Regions from separate parts of the Homo sapiens genome. Here region 2 is linked to region 1. A link is a loop called in an ENCODE intact Hi-C map of the cell type or tissue named here. Cell type or tissue: CD14-positive monocyte. All regions are shown on one strand. Each heading gives the region's core, and the rest is flanking DNA. Links, peaks and the distances in the headings are about the cores only. Region 1 overlaps LOC101929750 (a long non-coding RNA gene). Region 2 has its middle 130 kb from the start of HLX-AS1.

Region 1 (15,514 bases), core at 4,748-12,747:
TTGTCTTCTACAGTGAGGGTCAGCCTCATGCAATCAGTTGAAGGTTTTAAAGGAAAAGATTGAGGTCCTCTGAAAAGAAAAGAATTCTCACTCCAGACTGCCTCCAGACTTGAGATTGCAACATCAACCTTTCCTAGCTCTCCAGCCTACTGGCCTGCCCTACAGATTTAAGACCTGACAATCCTAACAGTTGTTGGTATGACCTAAATCCTTAAAATTTTATAATAAATCAATGTCTCTCTCTCTCCTCTCTATGTAAACATGCAAATATATGTTTGCATATATTTATATGATTTGCATACATGTGACTTATATAAATGTATGTGCATGTAAATAAACATAAATTATCTCTCTCATATGTATATCAATATATACACACATATACATATGTGTGTGTGTGTGTGTGTGTGTATAAAATATTGGTTTTGTTTCTCTGGAAAACTCTGACTAATGCACCTGGCATTATGCTAACATCAACTTCTGGAAGAGACATCTGACTTCTTGCCATCAGTAGAGTCCTATGTACCCAATCCTGGAAGGAAAAATTATTATTCAAACTCCAAAGGTTTGATGTTTATCATCAAATCTCAAGAACACCAAATTTAGAAAGAAGCAAAGAGGCAGAGCCCTGACAAACCTGAACACGATGGTGACCCTTACTCCTCAGAGGCCAGCTTTTCTACCAGGGTGGTTCTAGTTTCACAAGATTTACCTCAGTGTAGCTGATTTCAAAAATTGCTCCTTCCAGGAAAATGAGTTTTTGGTATCCTTCTTCATCCACAAGGATGTGGGTTTGTTTATCCTCCAACCTCCAGATTTTCGTTCTTTCTCCCACTTCTCACCTCTAAAAAACAATAGTTTTGAGTACAATCATTGAAAAAAAAGAAAGAGGAGTAAAGAAAAAGAAACAAACAGAAGAGCCATGGGTGTTGCTGGTGGTCATTTGAGAGCAGCACTTAGATCTCAAACCTACCTTTGTCCATCAGTTTCCTCTTCTCAGCCCCCTTTTAATCATTGATGTTCTCGGCTGCCCTTCCTGTAAGAACCTGTTCCAGAACCTTCCTGGGAGACTTCTCCACGGTCATTGGCCACTGTGCTTGAAAGACCTATTTTGCACTAGATGGAATGCTGCTAATATTGCTATTTACTATTAAATTGTGTTGATTTGCTGGGAAAACATTTTTAATAATTTTCCACTGGAAAGTACATAAAAACACAAAGACGTAAGTAAAATTTATTCAAAAACATGAACATGTCACTTTAAAAAATTACACCAAACACAAAATAAAAGGCTTATCAGGAGACATTTTTGTGTATTACTTAGAGTATATGCTTCATTTTCTATACTTATAATTTTATGTAAATATTTTATCATCTACCTTACCACCCAACTAAACCATATGGCTTTAGAGAAAGGAGACAATGTCTTTTTTTTTTTTTTTTGAGACGGAGTCTCACTCTGTTGCCCAGGCTGGAGTGCAGTGGCACCATCTCGGCTCACTGAAACCTCTGCCTCCCGGGTTTAACTGATTCTCCTGCCTCAGCCTCCCAAGTAGGTGGGATTACTGGCATATGCCACCACGCCCGGCTTTGTTTATGTATTTTTTTTTTTTAGTAGAGATGGGGTTTTACCGTGTCGGTCAGGCTGGTCTTGAACTCCTGACCTCAAGTGATCTGCCCACCTCGGCCTCCCAAAGTGCTGGGATTACAGGCCTGAGCCACCGTGCCCAGCTGACAATGTCTTATATACCACTGTATCTGCACCTTGTTATGCAGTGAGCTAAATATATAGAAGTTGCTCAGACAACAAGAAAACACCTGCTGAATGAATGCAATCAGTGTACTTAGTTCATACATTTTTCTTTCATTTCATGTCTAGGCTTCCAATACCTGTTCTGAATTTCATTTGGGAGATTAATGCAGAGAGGCTAGGTGTGTTGCTAGTCAAACAATTCTTTCTCACAAACAACAGGCTTCCAACTATCAGTTGTGTCTCTAATTCAGAAACAGCCCCTCAGTGCTATGAAGACTTTTTCTAGTATCTTGGTCATTGAACTTTCAGGTAAAATAAAGCCAAAGTATATGACAAAATAGTAACCACATTATCTTTCTTCATGTCTGGGCAGTCCCTTCCTGGCTCCTTGGAACTGCTGGCTGCCTTTCCCCTTGATCAAGCAGTAGCAGCAGTAATCCTTGCCTCCCTGGTGAACTTCTCACCACGCCCAGAGCGTATGGGATAACTCCAGAAGGCATAATGAGAAGTTACAGGGCCCAGGGTAAATGTCAATGTAAACATAATTGGAAAGATATTAACTGAGACTGATGGAAGGCTTCCCAAAATCTTTAACATGACCTAATCATAAAGTAACCACCAGATGTTTATAATTACTATTCAGCCTTATTCGCCTCCTATCCACTTTATGAAGGGAAAGGAAAGGGACAGCTACCCACAGCATGGGTGGCTGTGGGCTTATGCAGGGAAAGATGTGACCTGTGTTCCCTATTGGCTGGACCCAAACATGACAAGTCATTCCAACTATGGCCAAAAGTTATTAAGTTCCTGAATGAAAGACTGCAGCTCATGAGTTTCTTCCAGACCCATATCAAAGCCCAATTAATTTAGAAAAAGGAGGAGGCCACTTTCCATCATCGTGTGTTTTGAGGAGCACTAAATAGGAATTTGGCACCAAGTATTTCCTTCAACCAGTTACAATTCCAGATATCTATTTATTAGAGAATTACTTCCTGTGTTCCTGAGGCTTTGGAGGTCTAAAAATGCCCTTGCTATGCATGTGCCTCTCTTTCATAGCAGTCCTCACACTTGTGAAAGCTGGCATTCTGTAGCCTGGAAACCGGAAGTTGCAAGCGAAGTTATGAAGAGAAGAAGGAGAGGGAAGGAAAGATCTTGTTAGTGGAGATAGGGAGAGAGGGTGCTGTAGTGAGAAAGGAGGGCTGGAGGGAGGAATCAAAGGGATCTTTACAATTTAGCTAAGGACTGAATCAGGCAGTAGGCTTTCCTGGGTAGAAACCCTGGCTGACATTATCCTAAACAAATTGATTCAGGAACAGACAACCAAATACCGCATGTTCTAAAGTGGGAGCTAAACACTGACCACATAAGTGGGAGCTAAACATTGAGTACAGATGGACACATAGAGGGGAGCAATAGACACTGGGGCCCACTTGAGGGTGGAAGGTGGGAAAGGCCAGGCGCAGTGTCTCACGCCCATAATTCCAGCACTTTGGGAGGCAAAGGTGGCCAGATCACTTGAGGCCAGGAGCTCAAGACCAGCCTGGCCAACATCGTGAAACTCTGTCTCTACTAAAAATACAAAAAATTAGCCAGGCGTGGTGGCACATGCCTGTTAATTCCAGCTACTTAGAAGGCTGAAGCAAGAGAATCACTTGAGCCCGGGAGGCAGAGGTTGCAGTGAGCCGAGGTTGCAGTAAGCCGAGATCGCCCCAGTGCACTCCAGCCTGGGTAACAGAGTGAGACCTTGTCTCAGAAAAAAAAAAAAAAAAAAAAGGTTGGAAGAATAAAAATTAAAATTTAAAAATGAAAAATAAAAACATGGTATTGTACACTTTAAATGGGCAAATTTTAATATATGTGAATTACATCTCATTAAAATTTTTTATTAAAAAATAAATTTAAAAAAGAAACTCTGACCTGGATTCAAATTTGTGTTTTAGCCCCATTTTACAGATGAAAGAAATGCCGCACAAGGAGACTAAGTAACTTTCTCAAGGTCACAAGGCCAATATGTATGAATCGAGATTGTGGAAAGCCAGAGTCTGTGCTCTTACCCATTCAGTGGCACAGCCCCTTCCACATAAAAGAAAAATGATACCTACTTTTTAGAGTGGTGAGAATTTAATGTAATTTAGGTAGAGCACCTAGCCCAATGGCCATTGTACAATAAGTGCTCAGTAATGAACATCTATAGTTACTTTAGTTAATGATAATATTCTACCAGTCTTTTTCCTACATTGTGTGGGCTGCAGATGCCCATATAGTCCTGCCCCAGGCCAGACCTGCACAGGAAACTGCAAGACCAAACAGGCTTCATTTAGATTTCAGGGGACTACACCTTCCTATGCTTTCTCAAGTTGCTTTATCTCTTTCCTAACTACGGAAATAAACTGAAAGTTACATACAAAAGAAAAACAGCCACCAGACAGGAAAAAATCATTGTCTTTAGCATCCAGGAATTAATAGATCAATTTTGTATTTCCACTGAGAATTTGTTTTTATCCTCAGCACAAGCCTTCTGCTCAGAGCAGAGTTACAGTTTTACTCACAGTGAGTGTGCTGGTAAATTCAGCTTTCCTACAGGAAACGTGAGACTTGTGACAAGGTTATTGTGAAATCTAGACAAGGTTTCTTGCTTCTGACTGCTGTTGGCTTGCAACCAAGGGAAGACCCATCAACTCAACAGTCTTCAGAGCTGACATGTAAACAGGACAATCTGCATATTTGCTAATGTCTCCTCTTGCCATGCCCCTGGGCTGTGGACATGTACTGGTCTGTGGCCTATTAGGAACAGGGTTGCACAGCAGCAGGTGAATGGCGGGGAAGTGAGCATTACCACCTGAGCTCCACCTCCTGTCAGATCAGCAGCAGCATTAAATTCTCAAAGAAGCAGAAATGCCACTGTGAACTGCATATGCAAAGGATCTAGGTTGTGTGCTCCTTATGAGAATCTAATGCCTGATGATCTGAGGTGAAACAGTTTCATCCCGAAACCATCACCCAACCCTGCCCACCTCCCACCCCTGCTCAGCAGAAAAATTGTCTTCCATGAACCAGTCCCTGCTGCCAAAAAAGTTGGGGACCACTACCCTAAAAACCTGAATTCCAAGAAAAAAAAAAAGCAAAATCTTATAATATGAGGTCCCAATGTAGCAAATGTCTAATTGCCTATTTAGCTTATATAAAATAAATTCTTACTGGAAGCCTCAAAATATCCCATGTCAGTCATTCAAATTAGTTGTGATACTTTAGAACAGGACTTCTTTATCTTTAGGATCTACAGATGTATTTTAATGATCTGAAATTGTACCCAAATCCTCTAGGTACCTGTATAGTTGTTTTCGTGAAAGAAGCAGCTTTACTTTCTTAAATAAGATCTGCAACCCAAAAAATATTGAGAATTATTGACATACACATGTACTCTGCACAGAAAAAAATGTTCAAAATCCATTGCTAAATCACAAAAAAAAGTTGCTGTGTATTTCTGTGTTATATGGTACTTTTTTGAAACAACAAATAAATTTATAGAAAAATATTATAAATATACACCAAAAATAACAACAGTGAATATCTCAAGATGTGAATTTGTGAGTGATTGTTTTGTTATGTTTGCTTTTAGCTTTTGTATGTTTTGCATGTTTTTCTACAATAAGCATGTTAGTTTTAAAATGTGGGAAATCCCAGTAAGTGTTATTTTCAAGCTAATTTCAAAAAGCCTTTATAAATCGTAGTCCATATACCCTTCCTTACCATTATTACCCATGTTACTGCCAAATACCTCTCTGTCAGTATTATGTGATCTGGGTCATAAGAATACACACTCCAGTCTAGGAAGGCCTTCCATGGACTGGTCAGATGGCCATTTCTGGGTCGCAAAATCTGGATGGCACAAATGTTGGTCCTGGTTGAGACTTGAAGAGAGGTCATACTTCTGTAAGAAAAGAAGACTAGAAACTTTGAAGAAGAAAAAAACGGAAATAGAAGAAAAGCTGTGTAACCCAGAAACAGCTCAAGCTACACCTTAAGTCTGTGAGCAAGCAGTGCATTTCAGAAAGGTGGATGTTGCCGGTAGGACCTTTCTAACTCTTCAGCTCTTCAGCCAAAGCAGTGAGGAAAATAATGTTTACATCAAATGCCCATTCATGTTTTGTTTTAGTGGCAGAACTAAATTATTCATCCAAATGCTAGAAGGCAAACACATTCCTCAAGGAGAGTCTGGCAAGCTGTCCAGAAGTTAACTTACTGTTGAAAGTCTTGTCAGTGTGCAGGATTTAGAAAATGGGAGCTTTGGGAGATTGGGGATGCGAGAAGTATCTACACTATGGTTGACAGATTTAGCAAATAAAATACAGGATGCCCAGTTAAATTTGAATTTTAGCTAAACAGCAAGTAATTGTGCATAAAATATATCCCAAATATTGCATGGAACATACTTCTACCAAGAAAAAATATTGTTGTGTATCAGCAACCCTAATGCTTAGAAAACAAAGAAGAGCGTATCTGCATGGGCATATTATCTCACTCAAGACAGACAACGTACATACATACTGAAGGGAGGGTGGGTAGAGGTACAGAAAGTCTAGGGCTAAGGACAACTTCTTTCTGGACCTAGAAAAGGCCCCTAGAAATAAAGTGAAGCAATGAGTTGAATAAACTTCTTGCTTTCATGTAAGAAAATTGGGTCTTTCTAATGTTGTACTTCTTGGTTTAATATTGGTTAAACCAATATTACCCCAAAAGCAGAAGGCAGAGAAAACCAGGAAAGTCCCAGGGTACATAGTGTGCAAGCAGACAGCAAAAGGAACGTGCTAAATGGCAAAGGGTAAGTCTCAGAAGTGTTGCAGTTGGGGTTGAAGTAAGTGTTGGTTGGTTATGCTTAACTTTTCCTACAGCCAAGATTTCAGCACTTCATCTGAATACCTTGCACCTTGCAAAATTGTTTTCCAGAAAAAGTGCACTGAAAAATAAAATCATGTTTTTTTAAAGTTAAGGGAAAAGAGATATGTGTTGATGCCTAGATCTATGTGACACCAAATGAATAAAAAGTAGAAAAATATCATCTTCCAGATGTTTCATCTAGGTTATAACAGCATATTTTCACTTTCCATGCAGATGTTTGGCATGTAAATGTAGGCTGTGACTAAGATACTGAAAAGCACTGATTGAGAAATCAGAAAAATGTCATTTTTATATTGTCCACAAACGGCCACTGAAATATTTTTTCAACTTATTTTTGGCCTATCTTAAACATATAATTGGCCATGAAATTACTAGCTCTGTAATCTCATAAGCTAAATGAAACATTGATATGACTTCTCAATTTTCTGTTTTGCTCATGTATATCCCCTTGCTTTGTTCTCTGAGCATCTGATTAAGGAAGTACTCAGTTTCCTAAAGCCAGAGGATTCCAGTCCCACTGAAACCTGCTCGTGCCTTCACCCTCATAGTCTCCCAGTGAGTGCAGTATCCTGGAAATTTGGAGTCTGACAAACCATAACAGCTAAAGTTTGATCATGGAAGCACAGCCACCACAAGTGATATGAAATAAATGGTTTACTGAAGAGGTTAGACTCGACAGCATTGTGGGAACTTATAAAGAAGCCTATGGGAGGCTGTTGCCTTTGCATCTGGCAGTAGCCTTGAAGTCACTAGAGGTCAAGAAGGCTGGCAATCAGGAAGACAAGCTGGACATGAACAGAGAGACAAGACAAACTAAAACCCACATCTGTATCTCATGGCCTCCAACCTCAACAATATAGATAACTTGCAGAAGAGACTGGTGTCCTTTGCCGTGAAGCTGCACAAGGTTCCTGCCATGGCTCAGGACTCAAAGAACTGAAAGGAAGAGATCTGCTGAAAACTAGAGAAGCTGTGGACCCAGCCATTGCCCCACACCAACGAGGTGAACCAGCAGATAAGTGATGACGTGTAAGTTGACACTGTCATGGTGCCTGGCATCCATATGTCCATCCTCTGAGCATAACAGCTGCTGCTTCACTTCTACCTTCCATATCTCATGCAAATTTTTCTTGTGTCCAACTCCAACCAGGGCCCACACAAGGGAGGGGATTTGGGTATGCTGAACCTCTGGCAGGGAACAAAATCTCCCCATAGCGTCAGGCCTGTTTCCCTGTTCTGGCGTTATCTGGCTGGGGGAATTTGGCAGAGTATTCAATCTCTGCAAAACTCTGTTTCTTCATCCATAAGGTTAACATTTATTAAATCATTTGAAAAGCAAATGTGCCAAGTGTTTATTGTATACAAGTGAACCCAAATTGCTACTCATTCTGCTTATATTCTTGTTGATAACAACATCTTCACTGGGACGTTGTTGTTTGGATTTAATAAGAAGGTAAAAAAGAATCTAGCATATAGGAAAAGCTCAATATATGTTATTAACCCTGTGTGCATGCTCATGACATGTTCATTTTTAGAGTAAGCCAACCTTTGGTGCATCTAATGAGTCAACCTTCCCTTGGAGCTTCCTATGCATGAACCTGAAGAACTACCATCAGGGGCAACCAACTCATGATTGTATTCCCAATGCCATTTGCAGTCATTCCCAGATTTTTAAGGAAATGTCTCACTATGCTGTCTTACCATAGGCAATATAGATAGCCTTGGCTCTCCTCTCTTTAGATTCGTACTCAGAGAACTATCTGCTAGTGAAAAGGAAAAGAGTGCAATCTACCAGGCAAAATAGAAAGTTAAGGTATGGAAGGTGCTCACTTTCCAAACAGCTGCTACAGTGCTATTATTAATACTGCCATGGTTATTTTCACGTAGGATATCTAGCACAGAAGGAAAATCAATCTCCAGCCAGGTCTGGGAGGACTCAGAACAGAGCTTCAAGGAGAGCATAACAAATGCCCCAAACTCCTTCTGCTTACTTCACTTAAAGTCTTATTAGTATCATCATTTCCAACTGGGCAACAACCACATCTGCCTCCCTTCTGCTTTCTCAGCCATCGCCAGTGGCAAGTTGGTGGTTGGATATTTTAGGTGGGTTCTATATGGTGGTTTTCAAAATTTTGTAACCCAAAACTTAGCTCTCCCTTCTGCATGGAACTATTGTGATTTAAAATTAGTAGTCAAGGTAGTTCCTCAATTAAGGAGTATTTGGAACAGGGAAAGTCTGCCTGAATAATGTCTGATTCTATACTTTCACGTGAATGTACTCCAACATGTACATCCATAGGTAATTCTGTATTATGGGGGTTATTAAAAAATATAAAGTTTGAAGATATCTTCGAGTCATTTTACCTGCTAGAACAATACTTGTCTAGTATCAGTTAACTGGTCACAAAGGAGAGGTCTTGTCTTACTCTCAACAGTCTCTGATGGTGTCATTTGAACACTGACACATGCAGATATTTTCTCTCTTTCTTTCTCATATGTGGTCTTGTTGAAACTCCACAATAACTGCGTTTGGAATCTACAGTCATATAAATTTAGATCATCATGGGAGATAATTATACTGTGGAAATGATACGATATTTACATGTCGAAAAGGAGTCATAATTCTTCGAAATAGATGCCTGCTAGCTTTCTTAAGAACTCATTTCACAAATTCAAGTTGAAACAAATGAATACATGTTCCTCTTTTTGCTTCCTCTTTTGAGCAATTTTATGATTGAAAAAAAAAGACACATTACCACAATGGAAAATACCTCATTTTTCCATTAAAATGTGCTCTTTTTAAACAGCTATCCCCCCACCCACTTCCCTGTTTATTGGGTTAAAAGGAGCCATTTCTAGGAGACCAAGCCAAAGTCTCAGCAAGGAGGTGGAAAGCTAGGTGCTTGGAAGGCTAGTCTGTTACCTACCCTACACTACAATGACTGTGGCAGCATCAACAACAGCACCAAACCAGCCAGCTGGAAAGTGAGAACAAATCATTCTAGTGACTGACAGTTTGGTCCCCTCTGTGTCCCAGGAGAGGCCAGGCTGATTTTCACCCACAGCGGGAGGCACTGGTTCAATCAGGTCTTCTTGCAGCTAGTGGATCCAGAATCAGAATGTTCTTATACAAATACCACTTTGTGTCCTGAAAAAGAGAGATTCCACATGGACCCAAACTACAGGTGTTTGTACAAGAACATTCTGTGGAATCTCTCTTTTTGAGGATGCAAAGTGCTATTTGTATAAAATGGCTTCATTTCACCAGCAATTTTGATTTCATTTTTCAGCCTAATTTGGGTAAAAAAAATGAAACCAAAATTGCTAATGAAATAAAAACCAATGTTTCATGGGTTGAATTTTTAACTTTTTGTATTAGCCCAACAGCGTCCATCTCTTCTAGTTAAATATCGACTTCTCTCCAGGTAGATATTCTAAAGACAAATGGAAAATTCAAACAAGTATGCTGACCTATAAAATGATGTCGACAAATAGTTTAAAGGGTTGACCAAATACTTTGCTCCTTAACTTGATTCTCTCCTTTTTAGTTAGACAGTTACAGTGTCATCAGAGAGAAAATAAGGAAACTAAAGATTGTTCAGGATTTGGCTCCTCACACTAATTTTATTCTCATGAGTTAAGATTTCCTTGATTCAAAATAGGGCTCTTCCCCTTTTGTTCATCTTTCCACAAGGTTCACACTCTCCTAAGGCCTGGGATTTCTCCTTAGACAGCTTCATCCCTACAATTATCTCAGGATCTGTGCAGATTCTCCACACATGGTGTTATTCATAGCATGCAGATGGGGTATTCCTATTCCTAATAATTTAGGTTAGAAAAGTACATTATGGATAAAATACAGCAATCTCTTAATGATCTCTTCTACATGGATAGCAAGCAGAAGTGCTCATGAATTCTAGGTAATTTAAGTTTATACATATCAGAAAATATTACCAAAAGCTTCCAACCATTTCTCTCTTCTCTCTCTCTCTACATACATTCTCATTCTCTCTCTCTCTCCCTCCCTCAAAAAGTATCTCTGCAGCATTTCACACAAGAAATTAATTAAATCCCATTGATTCTTTCTGGGAAATATGCTACTGAGCAGGAACATCCACTTAAGATGAAAAATACTAAAGGTGAGGAAGAGAAGCAAAAGTTTAGGATAATCTTCATGCTGGATTATAACTTAAATCCTGAATAACCTGGATTTGGCTGAACTTCACTCTTTTTTATGTTGTTTTCTTTTTTCAAATAAACTTCAAGGCATGAGATCGTGGTACTAAAATAGAAATACAGTGGAATCATGTTATTGCAAAAATTTGGCAAAGCTACTGGTGAAATCATGTCCCCTGAAACATAACAATGACATACAGTAAAAGCACAATTCATTTCAATGTGCCCATAAAGAGAGTGTTAGCTGTTCCTCAGAGTCTACACTGTAAAAGGGTTTCAGCATATTTAGTGAACCAACATTCAACTCAGTAATTCTTATCTTGCCAATAGCATATGTGGTATGTTAAAATCCACCTCTCAGTAAATTGCCGTGTGGCATATAAAATGTATTAAAAGTACACGAAGCAAAGTTGTTCTAAGGGTCTGCATTTCATTTTGATGTCTGATCATCGGTGTATTATTTTCCTGTTCTATTATTGTTATTATTTAATTTGTCTATGGTGCTTGATCTTGATGGGGAGAGGAGAAAGAGAACTAGTGGGTGGGATTTTTTTTGACATGTATCAAAGGGGTGATAGACAAAAATAGAGCTGAGATTGTTAAGCCTCAACACACCATGCCTTCTGACACCAAGATTTGTCCATGCCACCAGATTGCTGGGATTTTGCCTCCTGCTCACAATCTAATTACCAGGCTCCAAACACAAATGTGCTAGCATCCCACACAGAACATTAAGTTGATGCTGCTGAGCCAGCCTGCACTGAGGCACAGGGTGACAGGAGTTTCCAGGTTTCTTTCACTGCTTGCTTCCAGTTACATGGTTCCATAGCCCCAACCTCTGCTGGCACAACCAGATTCCTTCCACTGAGCACCATATCATTTCACTCCAGTTAGGTGCAAAGGAATATATCTGAGAACGTGTGAGAAGCCCACAGATTTTCCAAGCCTGTGTTTAAAGCATTTGTGAAGACAAAAAGAAGTGAGATGGCTTACATGTTCCATTCAGTGACATGAATTATCTACGGTGATGGAGGGCCTGTTCCAGGAGGGAGAGGGGAGTGAAGTTGAGGCACTGGCCACTTCCTGCTCTTGATGTCGCTGGTCCTGAGACTTCTGAGCTGGTGACTTGTCCCATTCCTGTGTGCGAGGTCCACAAATAAGCTGACATCAAAGATTGTTACAGTGAGAAGTAGACGGGCAGCTCAGTTTAGGATGAGGAGTGGAGAGAGAAGAAAGGAAGTCATTTCCATATAACAGTTGTTTAAAGGAAATTTAAAGCAGATGCTTCCAAGACTGGACACTAGACAGAAACTAGGCCTTTGGGGAGGCTAATAAAATTCAAGTGATGAAGGTCTTCTTTGGGGAAAAGCTGTGTTTTTCATAGGCCCTATGTGAGACCACAAGAGTCAAAGAATTCACTGGAAATATGAAACTGATTTGCATCATTTCTATGAAGAGGCAGACAAAATGTATGGCAATTTAAATATTTTGTCTTTCAACCACTTAAGATGATACGTCACTGGACACAGTCTGGCATTCAGAGTGTCTTAAGAGAAAAAAGAATGTTCCTAGAAGGTGAATGTACTAAGTCCAGAAATCATAAGACCCAGAAGACACTTGAGGCAAGGAATTTTAAAAGTCAGAATGCACGTGCTAATGCCTTTCCTAGGATCCAACTAGAAAACCTCATTTCCCTTCTTGAATATAACCTTTTCAAGTTTTATTTCTCCAAAATGAAATCTTACTTCCTTCCCAATTTGCTTCTCTCCTGAGTTCAGCAAAATTTGTCTTAGCATGAAGACTACCCAGAAAATTTACCCAGGAGAAACAGATTTATATAAAAGATGATCTTATATTTCATCATGGATAATCCTGTGTCATTCATTCATCACTAAGCAATTAACCCCTATGTACCATATAATATGTTCCATGATACTATCAATGGCCTTCTTTCTCTTCTTGGTAGTTGGGAGTTTTGTGTTAAATCAGAAGTTTTATATGCTTTCTGAGTATTTTGCTTCTCAAAAACTGTATTATTTTTATTTTAATTACAAAAAGGATACATGTTTTGTGTAAGTAAAAAAATATAGCAATACATGAAGAGAAAGCTAAGCCCACCTTCCTAAGGTAACCCATGTTAGTAATTTGGTGTGTATCCTTCTGTTCTTTCCCTCATACTCATACAAGCATATGTTGATGTAGAGAAAAACTGTCTTTATGTTTGGTAATGAGCTCATTCTATAAACATTATTCAGTATCTTGCTTTTCTTTGCTTTTTTTCCACAGCAGAATATTATAGACCTATTGAAAACACTGGCTTCTCAAATATGGCAAAAAACACTGAATTCCAGAAAACTTTAAATTACTCATATTTGCTTATGGATAGGTAGAAACCTGCTACAATAAGGTAAGAAAATACCAATTGTAATACTAACTAAAATACCCAGATTCAAAGTTATTTTCTTTAAAGAAATAAACTGTCTATTTTAGCAAAATAAGTTTAAAGGAAGGGAGGTCCCATAGAATGTTTAACACTCATTTCTTTCCCTCTTTCTTTTAAATATCTTTCTCAGAGACTGGCACCTGAATCATTTCCTACCCCTAAACTTTAATTGTTTTCATTTGCTTATGAACTTTAAATTGTTCATATTTGCTTATGGATAGGTAGAAACTTGCTACAGTAAGGTAAGGAGATACCAATTGTCCCCTTTCTTCAAAATACTTCCTCTGGCTTCTGAAGCTCTGTATAAACTGCCCACATTTCTGAAAGTAGTTGAAAAAACTGCCGATGCCCCTGGGAAAGTGAGATCATAGGGAGCCATCGTCATCATCCATGGACATCGGGCTAGGAAGACTGGCTGTCAGTACATAGCTGAGTCCTGAAGGAACACGGGAAAGACTCACAAGTGTTGACAGGAAAGAGGATGGGCCAGTAGGGGTGGGAAATCATTCAGATGCCAGTCCCTGAGAAGGATACTTGAAAGAAAGAGGCAAAGGAATAAGGGTTATAAAAATGCAATGGGACCTCCCTTCCTTTTAACCTATTCTGTTAAAATAGACATTTTATTTGTTTAAAGAAAATAACTTTGAATTTGGATTTTTTTTATATAGTATTGCATCAATGTTAATCTTTCTGAATCTGGTCACTATATTGTTGTTATTTAGGAGACTACCCTTGTTCTTTGGATATGCATAATGAAGTAATTATGGAGAAGGGTAATAGTTATTGCAACTTACTCTCAAATGCTTCCAAAAGGAAAGGGAATAAAGAGGGGAAGGAAGAGGAAGAAGGGGTAAAAGAGAAGAACAGAAAAAAAAAAGGTAATAAGTGTTCCTATAATATTGACTAATTTCTTATTTGCTTCAATGCTTTTTGTTTGTTTCAATGCTTAATCTAAATTAAATTTCTTCATTCTCACTCTTAAAAAGGAAGGAGGAAGAGAACCCAGCACAGAAAGTACAGGAAAACATCATTCCTTAACCTCTTTAAAATTCTTTCATAAAGTAAACCACCTCATTCATCAAAGATGTGATTTTATGTACAATAAAGTATTTTTAAAGGTTTTGCAATTTTGTGGATCTTTCAGAAATTTAGCCAAAAAAATTCAAGAGTGCCATGAGCTCAACTGAACAGACCTTTGAGACAATCAAGTCCAATCCCTTCATCATACATTATGCAAGTAAGCAGACAGGAAAGGAAGAAACTTTTGACAAAATTTCAGAATGGTTTCTAACCATATCTTTTTAGGATTAATTTCCTCTCTAATAGTTATTTTGAAGGCCAAATTCTCATTTTGAGTTACATGGTAAGTACACATTCCATTAACTATGTATTTTTAATGGAGAAAAAATGCTGTCCACATTTATCTGTATATGATAGTTGCTTCAAAATATTGTTTCATGTTAAGTGTCTTTGGTTTGTTTATTTCATGTGTTTTTTTTTTTTAATTAAACTTAAGAGAAGGGAAGTCAGTTATATTGTATCCGTATTTTTACTGACCATGTTCTTTCTTCCTGATGTTCTAAGGGTTCTTCTTTCGGCATTTCTTTTCCATGTAGAGAGCTTCCTTCAGCTGTTCTTTTAAAGCAGATCTGCTGGTGACAGATTCTTAGTTTTTCTTCATCTGAGAAGGCTTTGATTTCCCATTGATTCCTGAAGGATACTTTGACTAAGTATAGGAATTCTAGGTTAACAGTTATTTTCTTTCAGCACTTGAAAAATGTTGCACCACTTCCTTCTGGGATCTATAGTTCCTGGTGAGAAATATGTTGTCATTCAAATTATTTTTTGCCCTGCAAGTAAGGTGTTATTTTTCTGTCACTAAGCACTTTGAAGCTTTTTAAAATTGTCTTTAGATTTCAAGTTTGACTCTATTGTGTCTTCATATGGATGTCTTTGGATTTATCTTCCTTGGAGTTTACCCAGCTTCTCAAATTTGTAGGTTTACATCTTCTGCCAAATTGGGAACATTTTCAGTCATTATTTCTTAAAGTGCTTCTTTAGTCCTATCTCTTTCTTCTCTCTTTCTAGGTCTCTGATTACACATTATATCTTCTATTATATTCTCCCAGGTCCCTAAGGCTCTGTCCTTTTTTTTCAGTTATTATTTTCTCTACATTGTTCTAATTGAGTAATATCTGTTGTTCTGTCTTCCAGTTACCTGATTCTTTTCTCTGTTCCCTCCA
Region 2 (15,514 bases), core at 2,772-10,771, 56 kb after region 1:
ACTTAAGATCTACAATCTCTTATCTGTAATTCCAAAATGCAAAAGACCTGAATAGTGAAAGTTTTTTGTAGCTGTTTGGCCATAAAATCTCACCTGATTTCAATATATATGAAAGCAAAAACTGACCTGAAAAGACGTGACATTTCTTATAGTATTTATTTCATTTCATGAAAGTCTTCATGAATTTTGCTTAAGAAATACAAAGTGGGTATTTTATAATGTAAGGTATATGCACCATATTCATTTGTAATAACTGGGACAAGTCTATATGTACCTTTTACCTAAGATTTTAGAATCAGGGCTGTGGCTATAACTTGAAAATCACCTAGGAGGTCAAAGAAGCTTTGGATTCTCTAGTGATGGGACCAATAAATCAGACAATGGGACTTATTAAGATGATATGGCCCACAAAAAAAGAAAACAGATCTTCATTTTACTGCTTTTTATATCTTTTTTTCTTCACTGGAGAGTTTGGGGGCCCGTCTTTTATTTATTCTTCAGCCCTTGATTATTTTGATGCTTATGTTACATGAACTGTTCTACTGGGTACACAGAGTTCTCCAGTCAACAGAGTTCTTGAGTCAACAGGGGGAAATAGGACTTACCTGAATTTCCCAATTCAAGCCACTTTTGTTGCCATGTTCTCTTGGTCTTAACATCTCTACCCATCCAGAGCAAAGTTTTTGTGAATGTGTTATTGTTCTCCCTGTATTTCTGCTCTTGTCACAATCACTTGCCCCCATTTCAACAGGTGGATATACCTTTGGGCTGCCTTCATTCAGTGACTTTAGTAGACTGAACAGCAAAACCAAGAGCAGAAATGCCCAGAAGGCTGAGGTCATTCTACATGTCCAGAGGGGTCCAGGGATGGAAAATCTTTTGAGTCCTAGAGTCATCCTGCCAGGATGACTTCTGGGAAGTCATCTTTTCTTCTGGGAAGAAAAAAGGTCTGCAGGGTCTGGGACCAGTGTGGATCACTTTGCTCTCTGCAGTGGTGCGTGGGGAAGTAGCAAGGCCTTGCCAGGATATTTAGTAGAACTTCTTGGAGAAGGACACCTGGACTCTCAGGATCCCAGGCTTACAGAAATACTTGAGCCTCACACCCAGCATAAAAGCAGAGAGCAGCCATATATCAAGAATACTCACTGGTTTGACCATAAGAATGTCAATGTCAATGTGAACATGGAATCCTGGAGATGGGAGGCCTTTTATCCATCTCCTTGGCCTCACATAGCCTCTCAGATTCTGGTACCCTCCAAGAAAAAACAAATTGGCCCAACAAGTGACCAAGATAAAATTTCTACCAGTCAGGTAAGTTGGGTGCCTTGATGTGAGGAAATAAAAAAGTAAATATCTTGCCCATATGAGCTCATAGACTCAGATGTATGCCCATTATATGTAATTCAACAGAAGAGCTTTATACTATATACTTACTTCCTCTCGTTGCCTTATTTTGCCCCCATTACAAATTCTAAGGAAAGAATTCTAAGTAGGTCCCTGTTGCCTGGCTCTTGGTTAGATCTCTGGAAATGTCCCTGAATGAAATGATTTTTTTAAGTACCAACAGAGCATAAAACATGCAAGTACAATATAACCTATGAGTGAGAAGTAGAATTTACACTTAAACAATGTATATTTATGATGTTCCTCTCCTTCCTCCATTGGGGAACAGGACCACTTCTGTATACTTAATCAGAACACATTTTAAATCACACCATGCAACAGGCCTTGTGGCAATTCATGATGGCCAAAGTATATAAAATATGATGAAGTTAAGAAGTTGCAGCTGAACCAACAATATATCCTCCTGGAAGGGAGACATTAAATAAATCTTCACTGTTTTTGATAGCCTATTAAAGTTCCTTAAGAGCTCCAGTACATTTGACTACATTTTTTTTAGCCATAATGCTTTAAACAAGCTTTTCTAATCATAAATATAGCACTAAAAAAAGGCAAAGACAAATAATTAACAATTAAATATGTCTCTTGTTGGTCCTAGCCAATGAACAGGACCTTCCTCCAAAGGGAAGTAAAGGATTACATAAAAAGCCAGGCTGTATGGGAATCTTTTTTTTTTTTTTAATTTCTTTATCCATTTGTGGGGATTGAAGGCCTAGTTTTTAATCTTGCTTGGGTATAGGAGGACAACACCTCCTGATAAAGACAGGACCATTTTTCTTCATCAGGCAATATCTCCAGCAGAAGCACTGAAAAAGAAATTTCATCTCGCTCTGAAGGTAAGTTTAGTTTTATTTGTTAAGCAAATGGTTGCATTAAAATAGTTCATGGTTCTACTTATATAATAGTTTTTCTACCCTAACCTTATTAAAACTTGGAATTGAGAACAGTAGGATACAACTACTGAAGAAAGAAAAGGCCAGCAAACACGTACAAATGAATAGAAATTTAATAGGTATTTTCTTTTATAAAATGTCACAAAACAATCAATCAGCTAAGTAAATAACCAAAGTAAAGTGAAATCACTAAAATTATTGCCCAGTCAGCTATTTGGTGTCTCAGTCAGCACCTCATCATATTTTTAATTACATTGACAGCCTCTGGGTAAATAAGTGATGCAAATCTTCTTTTTGGCAGTGACAAAATTTTTATCACCAACTTTCTTTTCTCATTAATGGTCACAGACTGGTATGTATTACAGATGGATATCACATAAGTTAATAACATATTGCAGCAGCCAGAAGAGTTCAAAATACTGAAGCGGATCCTAATGGAATTGGGATGGAAGACAGTGATAAGATCAGAGGAAGATCCTATGTGTAGCAAGGTTAAAATCTGCTTGGGAGAAGCCGGGCATGGTGGCTCATGCCTGTAATCCCAGCACTTTGGGAGGCCAAGGCGGCAGTGGATCACCTGAGGTCAGGAGTTTGAGACCAGCCTGGACAATTTGGTGAAACTCCATCTCTACTGAAAACACACACACACACACACACAAAATTAGTCAAGCAAGGTGGCACGTGCCTGTCAGCTACTCAGAAGGCTGAGGCACGAGAATCACTTGCACCCAGGAAGCGGAGGTTGCAGTAAGCCAAGATCATGCTACTGCACTCCAGCCTGGGCCACAGAGTGAGACTCTGTCTCCAAAAACATGAAACAAAACAAAACACAACAAAATCTGCTTAGGAGAATAGAACTCAGAGTGATCACAAACATAATTGACCCAAGAGCACAAACAAATCTAATGATGAGTTCAAATTAGTATATCTTGACCTTGAGCTTAGTGGGAAGACAGGACATGGATGGGATGGATTAACAAGGGATCCATGCTTATAATAAAGCAGCAGCAGGAACTGAAGTGAAAGCCTCCTCCAGGACAGGTTAAGGGTGAGGGAGTGGAGGTGTTGCCTAGAACTAGCTGATGTGCTCAACTTTTAGCTGTTCGAGGGAAAAAATCCGATCAGAACACAAGGAACTGAGAGAGCCACTCTTACTATTTCAAAGGGACCTAAATGACATGGAAAACATAACAAGCTACCAGTAGGCCTAAGCCATCAAGGTGGGGAAAAGGTACTAAAAAAGGAAAGGAATAAAAAGGAATGCCATGCCATGGTGGAAAGAACATTAGCCTGCTAACAAAATGGTGAGTTCTTGTCCCAGCAGCTATTGGCTGTCTTCAGGACCTTCAGCAAGTCATTGAGCCTCTTTATAGTCTAAGTCTTCTGGATTGGAGCGTGTGGTCATTGCACTTCTTTCCAACATAGATTTCATAAAACACTAGACCCACAGAAAGTGCTTTGAGAAACCTCCTTATAAATATTGTGCAGCCAAAAATATTTGAAAAATTTTGCTTAACCCAATCCTAAAGATTCACAATGCACATTAGCACTTAAAGTCTTTGAGAAGTCTTACCCTAAAAAAAATCGATTTACTTTTACTTTTAATTGTATTTTTACTTTTACAATTATTTTTAATTGCAAAAACCTCAATTACTTTTGCACCAATCTAAAAGGTAAGATAGTTTTACTCAATATTTACCAAACCTACTTGACACAAGGTTGTTTATTTTTCTGTGAAATATCCATTGACATAAATTGCATCCTTTGCTAAATACACAGGACTATATATTTCCAAATTTAAGTTTCTAAATGAGTCTCAAAATGGAGAAACATAAAGCATGAAGCAGAAACTTCCAGTTCCTTATATTAACCCCAAGACTGTAAAGCTAGTATAGAGTGACCTTAATTTAGAACTCCCATGAGGAAATATAACAAAAGCAATTGCTCAGTGGCAATTTCTAGTTAATGATCATGGAGACTAAATAGAAACCAATCCAGCTTTTGTAGACCTGCCTGAGTTGTGGTGGGTTAACCAATCACTGCACACAGGCTAAGAAATGTCTCTAATGTACTTGCACTGCGCTGAGTTCTAACATGTAATGCGTAATTATTTCTTATCCCAAATAAAGATAAAATTATAGTCTCAAAATTATAAGTGTTAGCTCCTAGAAGACAAGGAATTCCCTCCTGTATCTCCAGGGCCCATCCTCAGTTCCTGGCATAAGGCATATTTACTCATTTATGAATGAGTGTTCTAACAGACAAATATTTATTGTGATGCTCTAAGTATTACACCACCCTCCAACAAATTTAAGGCCTGTTTAAAGAAACCTTGAAATAGCTTTATTTGTTGTCAAAGCCAAAAACAATTAATGCTTACTGATCATGAAGGCATGTTGATTTTCAGCCAAAACGCAACGCGTTTATTTTCATTGGGTTACATTTCTAGAGACCAGAGCTTTAGATATAAAGACTACATGTTAATGGGCAGAATGGATGTTCATTCTAACGACATAATGGGGAATTCACAACAGAACGACATGTCATCTGTATGACTGGCAACATAAACAAGAGAGTTACAAAAAGAGAGGAATAAGGGAACCAAATATGTTCATGAGATCTATTAGCGAAAGTTTTCTATAGGAGAAATTGAAGTGGCTCTTCAAAAAAAGAAAAAAAAGTTTAAAAGAAGGACTGATTTTTAAAGATATTCCGTGATACTTTTTGCTATTGCTTTTTCAAAGGAAAAAATAAAGCAGGTTTTTGTCTTTTTTTTTTTTTTCAAATAGAAAGCTTTTAAACAGAAAGCAGACACGCTGAGAATAGCCTGAGTCAGGAATTCACCCCTGACCCCTCAGTCCAGTGATGTCCCAGCCTGTGACCCCCAGCCCCAGCCGTTTTGCACTTGACCCGTTTTGCACTTGACCTGCTTTGCACTTGACCCATTTTAAATGGCCCCCACTCACTCCTATTAAAAACATACACCTTTGGGCTATTCAAATTAATTATATATATGCATATATATATAATTGATAATGTAATATATATATGGTTTTCTTGGCACCTTTGGCTTTCTCTCTTGCTTGGATATGTGTAGAAACCTTCACTTCCTCCCTCTTTCTCCAACCTGCTTTTTAGCCAGTCCCCTCCTTGAGCTGTGCTGATACACGCCATCATCACATTCTCAGCTTTATCACAAGGCAGTTTCATTTGCTCTCTGCCCTTGTTAAGCACTCTGCTCCAGTTCCTTCACTGATTTCAATAGGAAAAGCAGAACAGATATCCCTATAGAACACTGTCATCACCTCATAAGGTCTACAGCCTGGAACATAAAATACTTCCGATTTCTAAGTTCTCTCTCAGGCTGAGCGGATTACAAGTCGGGCACTTAAAATCAAAAGCCAACAGGGACCCAACCATGACACTGAATGAGAAGTATAAGCAGACGTTATGAGTCACTTCCAAAAATTGGGAGTTATAGTGTCACAAGGCTAAGTGCCCTGGAGAGGATGTGGGTCTGATAATCAGAATGTTCCCAAATTCAAAAAGCAAGAAGTAGACCTGTGTTTAAAATATGAGTGCAACATATGGATTTTGACTTAGCATAACATGAAATAAAAACAAGACAGCAAATTTTGGGAGGACTGCTCAATTGTCATCGTATCTGACACCAACAGAGGTCCAAAGTATTCCTTCCAACCCTTCCAATCCACAAATAGACCACATAGAGTTCAGGTAGCAGGAGATGCAAAGTTCCTACTTTACTGGATGCTGGAATTTCAGGTCCAGAGGAAAGTTTGCAAAGCTACCCCACTTACCACCTCCCTATTGGTATATATACAGAGTACCCAAATGCATTGTCACTTCAGCAGAAGAACAATCTAAGAGTAAGTCAAAATTTTGAAGAGGTTGCTTGTAAGCACTGATATGATTCTTCTCCTTATGCACCATTCTCAAAGTCATGCCATGTCATTGCACCAGCCTGTCATTTGTAGGATGTATAAGAGGTTCCAACTTTCTCTACCACTCACTATTCAACACAAGGAAGCAAACTATTTAAAAAGCTTTTCTCTTGCTTCTTAATCAATAAAAAGAACAAGATGAATGGCCCCTTAATTTCACAAAACACCCTGAATTTAGAAGGCAATTTAATATCCTTAATCTTATCTGTGGGATAATTAGCCACTTTTATCTATTTTCTCTCCCCTTGGTGGGTACTACGTTTTGGCCAGACGGAATTCACTCACACCTAGCCTCAGATGAGACCTACGCCATTTCCTATTCTGTAGGCTGATTGCTTCTGAACTGTATTCTTCCAATATTGCTTTAGAGTCTGTTCCTGATTTATGCACCCTGCTTCAATTCCTGCTGCAAGATTGCATAATTCTAAGTTCAAGAGCTGTCTCTGAGTATGAGAAAAATAATAATCATAAACCAAAATGTGAGACTTCCATCTTTCCTTCCTAAACTAGTGAACTTCCAATAAGGTCTCCTAAATTGGTAAAAGTCACAAATCTTCCTTAGATCCCTTTGATTCCTTCTTTCCTATAAGAAGAATAATTGGAGGAGGTGGGCAACAAAACAGAAAATATAATCTTCCTAGGCAGATTTTCTGTCTTCTATTAGACCAGTCCTCACAAACACAAATGCCTACAGCAGCCAGGCAGGTCAGTGAGAGAGTGAACAGAGGAGTCATAAAATACTAGCAGTAGTGTGGACTGTGGCAAACTAGTGAGTACATGCACAGCTCCTAACACTTCCCCATCTGTTCAGTCCCAGCCAACTGTTGAATAGAAATGCAGGTTCAAGGTTTTCAGATTTTTTGATTTTTCATGAGGCTCCCAAAGTCTGGACACTTTAATGTAAAATTTCCCAATTTGTAAATGTTGGCAACTAATTGAAAACATTTCAAAACAATACAAAGGCCAAGGAAAACAGGTCCACAGGCCAGATGTGGCCTGTGAGCCATGGTGTGCAAACTCTGTGATGGGCTCAAAAGCTGTTTAAATTCACTAAGACAGTTGGGGTGCATAAAGGAAGAAAGAGAAATGGCATAGCCTCTTGGCTTCAGAGGAAAGTTTAACAATCTATGTGGAGGAAAGGCAGGTCACTAGGGAAAGAAACACTTTGGGCCAACACCCAAGCATGGGTTGGCCCAAACCTATGGGTTGACAATTATTTGACTTTGTCCAAGAAATAATGTCTCTAGAATAAGAGATGAAGGCCAGGCACAGTGGTTAACGCCTGTAATCCCAGCACTTTGAGAGGCCGAGGTGGCGGATCATTTGAGGTCAGGAGTTCAAAACCAGCCTGACCAACATGGTGAAACCCTGTCTTAACTAAAAATACAAAAATTAACCGGATGTGGTGACGTTCTCCTGTAATCCCAGCTCCTTGGGAGGCTGAAGCAGGAGAATCGCTTGAACCTGGGAGACAGAGGTTGCAGTGAGCTGAGATTGTAACACTGCACTCCAGCCTGGGTGACAGAGCGAGACTCCATCTCAGAAAAAAAAAAAAGACAGAGAGAGAGAGAGAGATGAAATTGAAAGTCTAAATTTCAAGAACATACTAATATAAACAGATAAATAATAAGTACATGTGTTTCTGTTCTAGAGTAAAAAGGTACAAAAGCTAATGGAGATTGAGATTTCAGGCCCCAATTTTTTCAGGAAGGAGAGAAAAACTATGAGAAATCGATGAACAATGTGCAGTTAATGTGGATGACATTGAAGTTGGGTGGGAGAAAAGGCTCAATTACCAGCATAGAGCCTGTGGGGAGACAGAGTGGCTCCACAGCAGAGACTATCACAGCCACCTCCCGCTGCACCTTCTGTAGTCACACTCAGGGTCAAGCAGCCTGAACTGTTCGAATGAACAAAAATAATCAGAGGGCTTCTGTCTCTGTCTGTAGCTACCACCGTTGAACAAGTACCCACATCAGTATCCTGGGGGATACACATTTGGGGAATGTTGTGATGGATCTCAAGCACACCTAAGGGAACTATCACAGGCACAGAGCTAAACAATATTTGCCAATTTACAACTACTGATTAAAAGCCCTGTCACCAAGCCAAGCACTCCAGCATGATTTTACCATTTTCCCCAAAGGTTTCCAGCTTCCAGGAAAGGAGTTGCAGAGAATGCAAGGTAAGTGCATACAGCTCAGGCAAGCAGGCTGAGGAGCAGACCACCGCTTCAGGCTTTGGATTTTCACAAACAATCCTGCCTCCCCCAAGCTGAGACAATGCCCTGCATTCACTGAGTTCTCAGGAGCTACCATAGTGTGCCGAGGAGCAGGAAAAAAGTTAGACTTGAATTGAAGATAGATTGGTATTCACTAAATGGCACTTCTGAATTTACTGCAGCCTTCGCCTTTAGAGAGAATTGCCAAGGTGCTCATAAAAGGAGAAATGATGAATATTCAGGATGTCTTTTGAATCCATTAGGCAACCGGGATGAGGTCTCCATATGTAGACTTCTCGTTCTTTCCTTAAGCTGTTAAGGAAACTGCCAAAATGGCCGTCTGCAGGATAAAATGGAGCCTGGGTTTGCCAATGGGGAGAAAGTCTAAACGCCAAAGGTCAAGTCTGTGGAAATAAAATTGGTTTAGGAGCATTTTGCAAGTGAAGAGATCTATAAATTTTGGATTTCTGGACATGGTGAATGAGGGAATGTGTCTGTCTGCTTGTAGGAACACTGATCAAAATGCAGTAGCAGCCTATTTATCGTACTGTCAGCCTTTCTTTCCCAGGATCAGATATTCTGCAGATCTAATTGTGTCCACTCCACACAGGAAAATCCCAGACAGTCTCTCTAGCGGCCTCCTATAGTTTTGTCAACTAATCTTACCAGAAGCAGAAGCGTTTGTGCATTTAAGACTGCAAAATGTTTATTATCAAGTCTGCTTACTTAAGTCCTAAGCACTTGCTCATGCCAATTATATAGAGAGTAATCGCGGGTTCTCCATGCTAAAAATAATTTAAAGAAAGAATTTAGCACCGACCCTTGGCTCCCAGATATATTGAATACAGGTCAATCAATTGTTAGGAAAAGGGAATTTCTGGGGAAGGGATGATGCAGGTTACTTATCCTCAGTTTCTTTGCCTTTACAATAAGGAGTGGAGTCAGGTTCAAGGCAACAAGCATTCCTGCAAGCCTCTGTGCTCCCACTATGGGATGGGGATAAGCACCCTTCTTGCCTTCTAGGCACTGACACATTAGCAGGGGAGACATACACAGAAGTGTACTTTTAACAGAATGTCAAAATAGCTACATTAAAGTGCTATATCAAAGCAGATAAGAGAGTGATTCATTTTGCCAGGGAAGGGTGGGAAGAGAATCAGAGATAGCAAATTACACAGCAAGGAGACATTTGAGCTGGCTCTTGAAAGACAAATCCAGAAAGAGAAAAAAAATTGAAAGCAGGCACCCTAGAGAGACGGCCCTGCCAGGGTCAAGGCTGGGGGTTAGAAAAGCACAAGGAAGAATGGGTGACCAAGTGGGAAAAGCCTCTAATTATTTTGTAGGAAACACACATACCCCTCAGGGAGATCATGTGCCCATCCTCTGTTCTAAATTGGGAATCAGAAAATATAGGCCTGTATCTCCAGAGTCCCTTCCAGAAATAACATTCCATGACTTTTATAATTCTGAGTGACCAAACCAAGAAACCAACTCAAGGAAAACCTTGAACTTAACAGTCTCTATTCTCTGCTGTTTTATGAGCAAAAGTGAAATTGGTGGCAGTAGCCAGGATGGCCACCCTGGGCCCCGGTAAATTGTCTACCACATGCCCTTCCAATCAGGGACAACCTGAGCCCCCAGGAGGAAAGGGGCAGGCCTCTTCCAAAGTGTAGGCAGAGGCCACAGGATCCACAAATGCTTGGATGCTATGGACACCAGGTTAAGCTTCCATACTGGCACTCTTAATTCCCACACAGCCCAGAATTTCCTGTCCTTCTCTCTTTCCTCCATGGTCTCTGCTCTCTCATGTATCATTGCAGAGTCTGGGGGCAGAAATAAACAGAAAATCAGAAACATGTAAAAAATACCTTCATGTGAGCATCTACTTCATTTCATTTTCTCTTCACAACAACTATGAGAAGTACAAGTAGGATAGATGAGAAAGGTAAGGCTCAGAGAGGAGCCTCTGCTCCTGTTGCCACAGTTGGCTGAGGCAGAGCTGACTCCCACCTGGTCTAGTTAGCCTTCTGCCCCCAAATCCACTCAAACTTGCTATCCCTTAAAGCAATCGCTGAATTAATGGAAAACCTTCTAAAGAGACATAAATGGATAGCAACATCTAGTTTATATTAGACTAGATTCTTCTTAGATTATATTAGACTAATTCTTCTTGACTAAACATCAAGAAGAATTAGGGTAGGAACAGAAATATGAATATTATAAATATTAAAACAGTGGAGTCCATAATGACATGGCACATTATTAAATAGATAAAATATACTATGACTTAAATGGTGTTTTGTGGCACTTTAAAAGTTCAAAATAACATACTAAAAGCACAGTTCCTAAAGAGAAATACTGATATATTGGACTTTACCAAAATAAGAAACTTTTGTTCTAGAAAGACACTGATAAGAAAATAAAAAGACTGCCAGGTGTGGTGGCATGTGCCCATTGTCCTAGCTACTTGGGGGGCTGAGATGGGAGGATTCATTGAGTTCAGGAGTTTGAGACCAGCCTGGGCAACACAGTGAGGCTCGATCTGAAAAAAATAAAAAAAAAAAATGAAAAGACAAATCACAGACTGGAAAAAATATTTGCAGATCACATATCTGATAAAAGACTTGTATCCTTAATGTTTTTTTAAAAAAATAAAAGCTTTTAAAACCTAACAAGAAAATAAACAACCCAATTATCATTAGGGAAATGCAAGTTCAAACCAAATGAGATACCACTATACATCTGTCAGAATGGCCAAAAATAAAAATTTTAAAATGAGGATTCCAAATGCTGGAGACAATGAGAAACAGGAACTGTCATTTATTGCTAACTGGGGATACAAAATGGTAAAGCAACTTTGGAAAGCAGTTTGGCAATTTCTTATATAGTTAAATACACACTTACCATACAACCCATAGTAATCCCAATCCTAGGTATTTATTCAAGTGAACTGAAAACATTTGTTCACATGAAAACCTGAATGTGAATGCTTACTTCAACTTTATTCACAATTTTCAAAAACTGGAAACAGACCAGGTGTCCTACAACAGGTGAATGAATAAAATAAACAGTGGTATATCCATACAATGGGATACTACTCAACAGTTAAAAGGAACAAACTATTGAGTGACACAACAACATAAATGAATCTCAAGTGCATTTTTAATTGAAGGAAGCCAGTCCCAAAATGCTACACATTGTATTATTCCATTTATGACATTCTGGAAATGGCAAAAGGGTGGGAAACAGATCAGTGATTACCAGGGGTAGAGAGGGGATGTTGACTACAAAGAAACCATACAAGGAATTTTTAGGATATTGGAACTGTACTTTATAGTCCTGGGGTGGTGGATAAATGGCTCTATGAACTTGCCAAAACCCATAAAACTGTACAACACAAAGAGTGAACTTCACTATATACATTTTTTAAATCAACCAGGATATTCAGCAGAACCCAGACATACTGTAAATTGTGACAAATAAATTTAACTATTTATAAATGTATGACAAAGCTTTATTGAAAAAGGTAAGGGAAAAGGAAATTTATCTGTGAAACACTGGAAAACTGTTTGCATATGGTAAAGCTACAAGCAAGAATAACTGTACATGAACACTCTACTCTGGTTGTTTCTCACAGGGGTACAGGTAAACAATTTTGAAATGACTTTACATGTATACTAGGATGGAACAAATAAGGAAATCTAATGAGATCTGGGTGTTCTACTGTAAGAGAAAGAAGTTACAAATAAACAACAAAGGGAAATCTACAATAAGTCCTGTGGTTTGATTAGAATCAGAGATACCAGAATGAACTCATATTTAATATGTTCAGAGATAGATTGATACATAAATAAATATAGATATCTGTATATTCATGAGTTAGTATATATACATATATTTCATAGCTGTGTCTGCTCAGAGGTGCCAGAAGCAGTGACACCCCAGTAGCAATGAGCACACCTAGTGTCCAGATCTTATTTTCTAAATATCATTCTCCAGTAAGGGAAACCAGTAATCCTTAGAGAAATGGTTGATTCTAGAGCAGAAGCATAGAAAACAGGATGATCCTTCTAATAGTGCCAAAAAGAAAAGATGTGCTAAAAATAAAAAATAAAATTAAATAATGGGGCTTTATCAAAAGGACACAAGTATATATCAAAAAGAATATACTTGGATTAGTATATCGAAGAGATATCTGCATTCCCATGTTTATTGCAGCACTATTCACAATAACCAGGCTATGGAATCAACCTTAGTGTCCATCAGTGGATGAATGAATAAAGAAAATGTGGTATATATACACAATGGAATTATGTATTATTCCATTATTTAGCCATAAAAAGAATAAAACCTTGTCATTTGCAACAACATGGATGGAACTGGAGGACATTAGGTTAAGTGAAATAAGCCAGGCACAGAATGAAAAATATCGCATGTTCTCACTCGTATGTGGGAGCTAAAAAAAACATTGATCTCATGGAGATAAAGCATAGAATGATGGTTATCAGAGGTTGGGAAGGGTAGCAGGGAGGAGGGGAAAAATGGGGATGGATAATGGGTACAAAAATACAGTTAGGTAGAATGAATAAGATCTAGTATTTGGTACCACAATAGGGTGACTATATCTAACAGTAATTTATTGTATATTTTAAAACAACTAAAAGAGTGAAATTGGAATGTTCCTAAAAAAAAAAAAAGATAAATGCTTAAGGTACCAGATACCCCAACTACCCTATTTGATCATTACACATTGTATGCCTGTATCAAAACATCACATGTATCCCAAAAATATATGCACCTATTATGTACCCATAATAATAATAAATAAAAATAAGTAAATGATCAACATTTTAAAAGGACACAGGTGCCAAGCTTAAAGAGCTGCTGATAAACATAGCTGGAACAATCTGAGCAACAAAATAAACAATAGTACTGGATTATAACTTCAATATTAAAATAAGTATCTGCAAGTCCATACTGGTATAAATAAGTGATTAAGTAAATAAGTAAATGGAAAAAAGAATAAATCTTGACAGACTAACTGTCAATGATAAATATAGAAGGAATGAGAAAAATAGAAAATCACTACTAGAACATACTAATAATTGCTGCAGCTAAAATTAGTGAGAGAAGATTTAAGCAGAAACAGGATAGTATAGAGCCTCAAAATATCTCCAAAAAATATTTATTTATTACTGAAATGGTCTTAACTTACATCCACAAATTCTTTGATACTCTTCCTTCCAAAGAGTTTAATTCTCCTCCCCTTGAATGGGGGCTGAAGTTACTGACTCACTTCTACTGATTCTAATCAAACCATGGGACTTACTTCTAGTATGAAAATGGGAAAGTATTAACTGTACAGTGAAGAGCCCTGGCATCAAGTGATTAATGCTAACATCACCACTAAATACATACACACACACACACACACACACACACAGACATTTGTGTATGTATATGTATATGTATATGTTACATAATGTATCCCTGGGCATGGTATAATGGCAAGGGTATTTCGCTTCTGGTGTATTCTTTTCCAACATCCTTAACCTCAGTCTAGCCATGAGAGAGCATCAGACAAATGTAAATTTAAGGACAATCAACAAAACACTTGACCAAATAGTATCAAAAGTATCAAGGTCATTAAAGACAAGGAAAAACCAAGAGGCTATCACAGATTGGAAGAGACTAAGGGCACATGACAACTCAATGTAGCATAGTAGACTGGACTGGACCCTGGAGTAGAAATAGAACATTATTGGAGAAACTTAATAAAGTGCATAGTTTAGCAAATAGTACTATATCAGTGTTAATCTTTTAGTTTTAATAAATGTACGAAGGTTATGAAAGATGTTAACATCGGGAGAAGCTTGATGAAGGGCATACAAACACCCACAATATTATATTTAACTCTTATGTTTTTTTCAAAATAAAACACACTTCTTGATGTCTAATATAATATGATTAACCTCCATTGTGGTTGCTAATTTTCTCTCTTAAGATCAAGGTTATAAGAGATTTCCCACAGCACCACTATGGAAATGATGTGGAACAAAAAAGAGAACAGAAGGGAAATGCCTTGGAGAAAGAGGAGATAGAAAACCAAAGAAATGTTAAATAATGTGGAAAACAAAAGAAAAAAATGGAAGGAGTGGTACCACCTCCCACCTTGAATCCCAACAGGCCACTGGGACCCCAGTCTGGCATTTCAATAGTCACTTGCCATCATTCACACTCCTCTCTCATCACCATATTAGTTAGGGCACAAGCTAAACTCTGTAATATAAGCCCTCACAAATAGAAGAGAACTTCAAAAAGCTCATGGAAAAATGGAATTTAAAGATAAAAATAAAAAATAAAATCAATTCCTCAACATAAGCTCCATCAAGTTCAATACACTTTTGTAAGTGATACCAGCCATACAGTCTATCCCTAAAGAACTGAGAGGATCAGGCACAATGGCTCATGCCTGTAATCCCACAATTTGGAAGGCGAAGATGGGAAGACAGCTTGAGGCCAAGAGTTCAAGAACAGCCTGGGCAACACAGTGAGACCCCATCTCTGCAAAAATAAAAAAAGAATTCGCCAGCCATGGTGGTACAAGCCTGTAGTCCCAGCTACTTGGGAGGCTGAGGCAGGAGGATCACTTGAGCCCAGGAGTTCAAGGCTGTACTTCAGCCTGAGCAACAGAGTGAGGCCCTGTCTCAAACAAACAAACAAAACGCTGAGGGTCCTAGGAATTTAACCATGTCATTGCATCTTTTGCATGTTGTTAACTGAGGAAAAATAGGTGCCCTTTAAAGATTTTTGAAGATTAGGAACAAAAAGAAGTCAGAAGGAGCCAAATCAGAACTGTGAGGTGGATACCTAATGATTTGCCACTGAAACTCTTATAGAATTGCCCTTTTTGATGAGAGTAATGAGCAGGAGCATTGTCATCATGGACAATTGGTTTCTAGCGAAGCTTTCCCAGAAGTTTTTCTGCTAAAGTGGTAGCTAACTTTCTCAAAACACTCTCATAACAAGCAGATATT

The links. Peaks named below come from ENCODE experiments on the same cell type or tissue, not always from the same donor. Only the 100,000 strongest peaks of a DNase experiment are listed, where the experiment ranks them.
Region 2: a loop joins it to region 1, with 1.9 times the contacts of the local background. A loop is called at or near these places in 4 of 110 quality-filtered maps.

The regions. Positions count from the first base shown.
Region 1 is chr1:221,063,410-221,078,923 of GRCh38, reverse strand. It overlaps LOC101929750 (a long non-coding RNA gene), which reads right to left. Exons shown (of 7, transcript XR_001738479.2): 3 at 11,822-11,965; 4 at 713-844. Among named protein-coding and RNA genes, the nearest start is that of HLX-AS1, 190 kb to the right of the region's middle. RefSeq lists a silencer at 9,731-9,780. In CD14-positive monocyte, for the core only: no CTCF peak of the experiment used is centred there; DNase peaks (open chromatin) are centred at 6,523, 6,883 and 9,363; H3K4me3 peaks cover 2,005 bases; H3K27ac peaks cover 1,512 bases.
Region 2 is chr1:221,005,599-221,021,112 of GRCh38, reverse strand. No RefSeq gene overlaps it. Among named protein-coding and RNA genes, the nearest start is that of HLX-AS1, 130 kb to the right of the region's middle. In CD14-positive monocyte, for the core only: no CTCF peak of the experiment used is centred there; no DNase peak of the experiment used is centred there.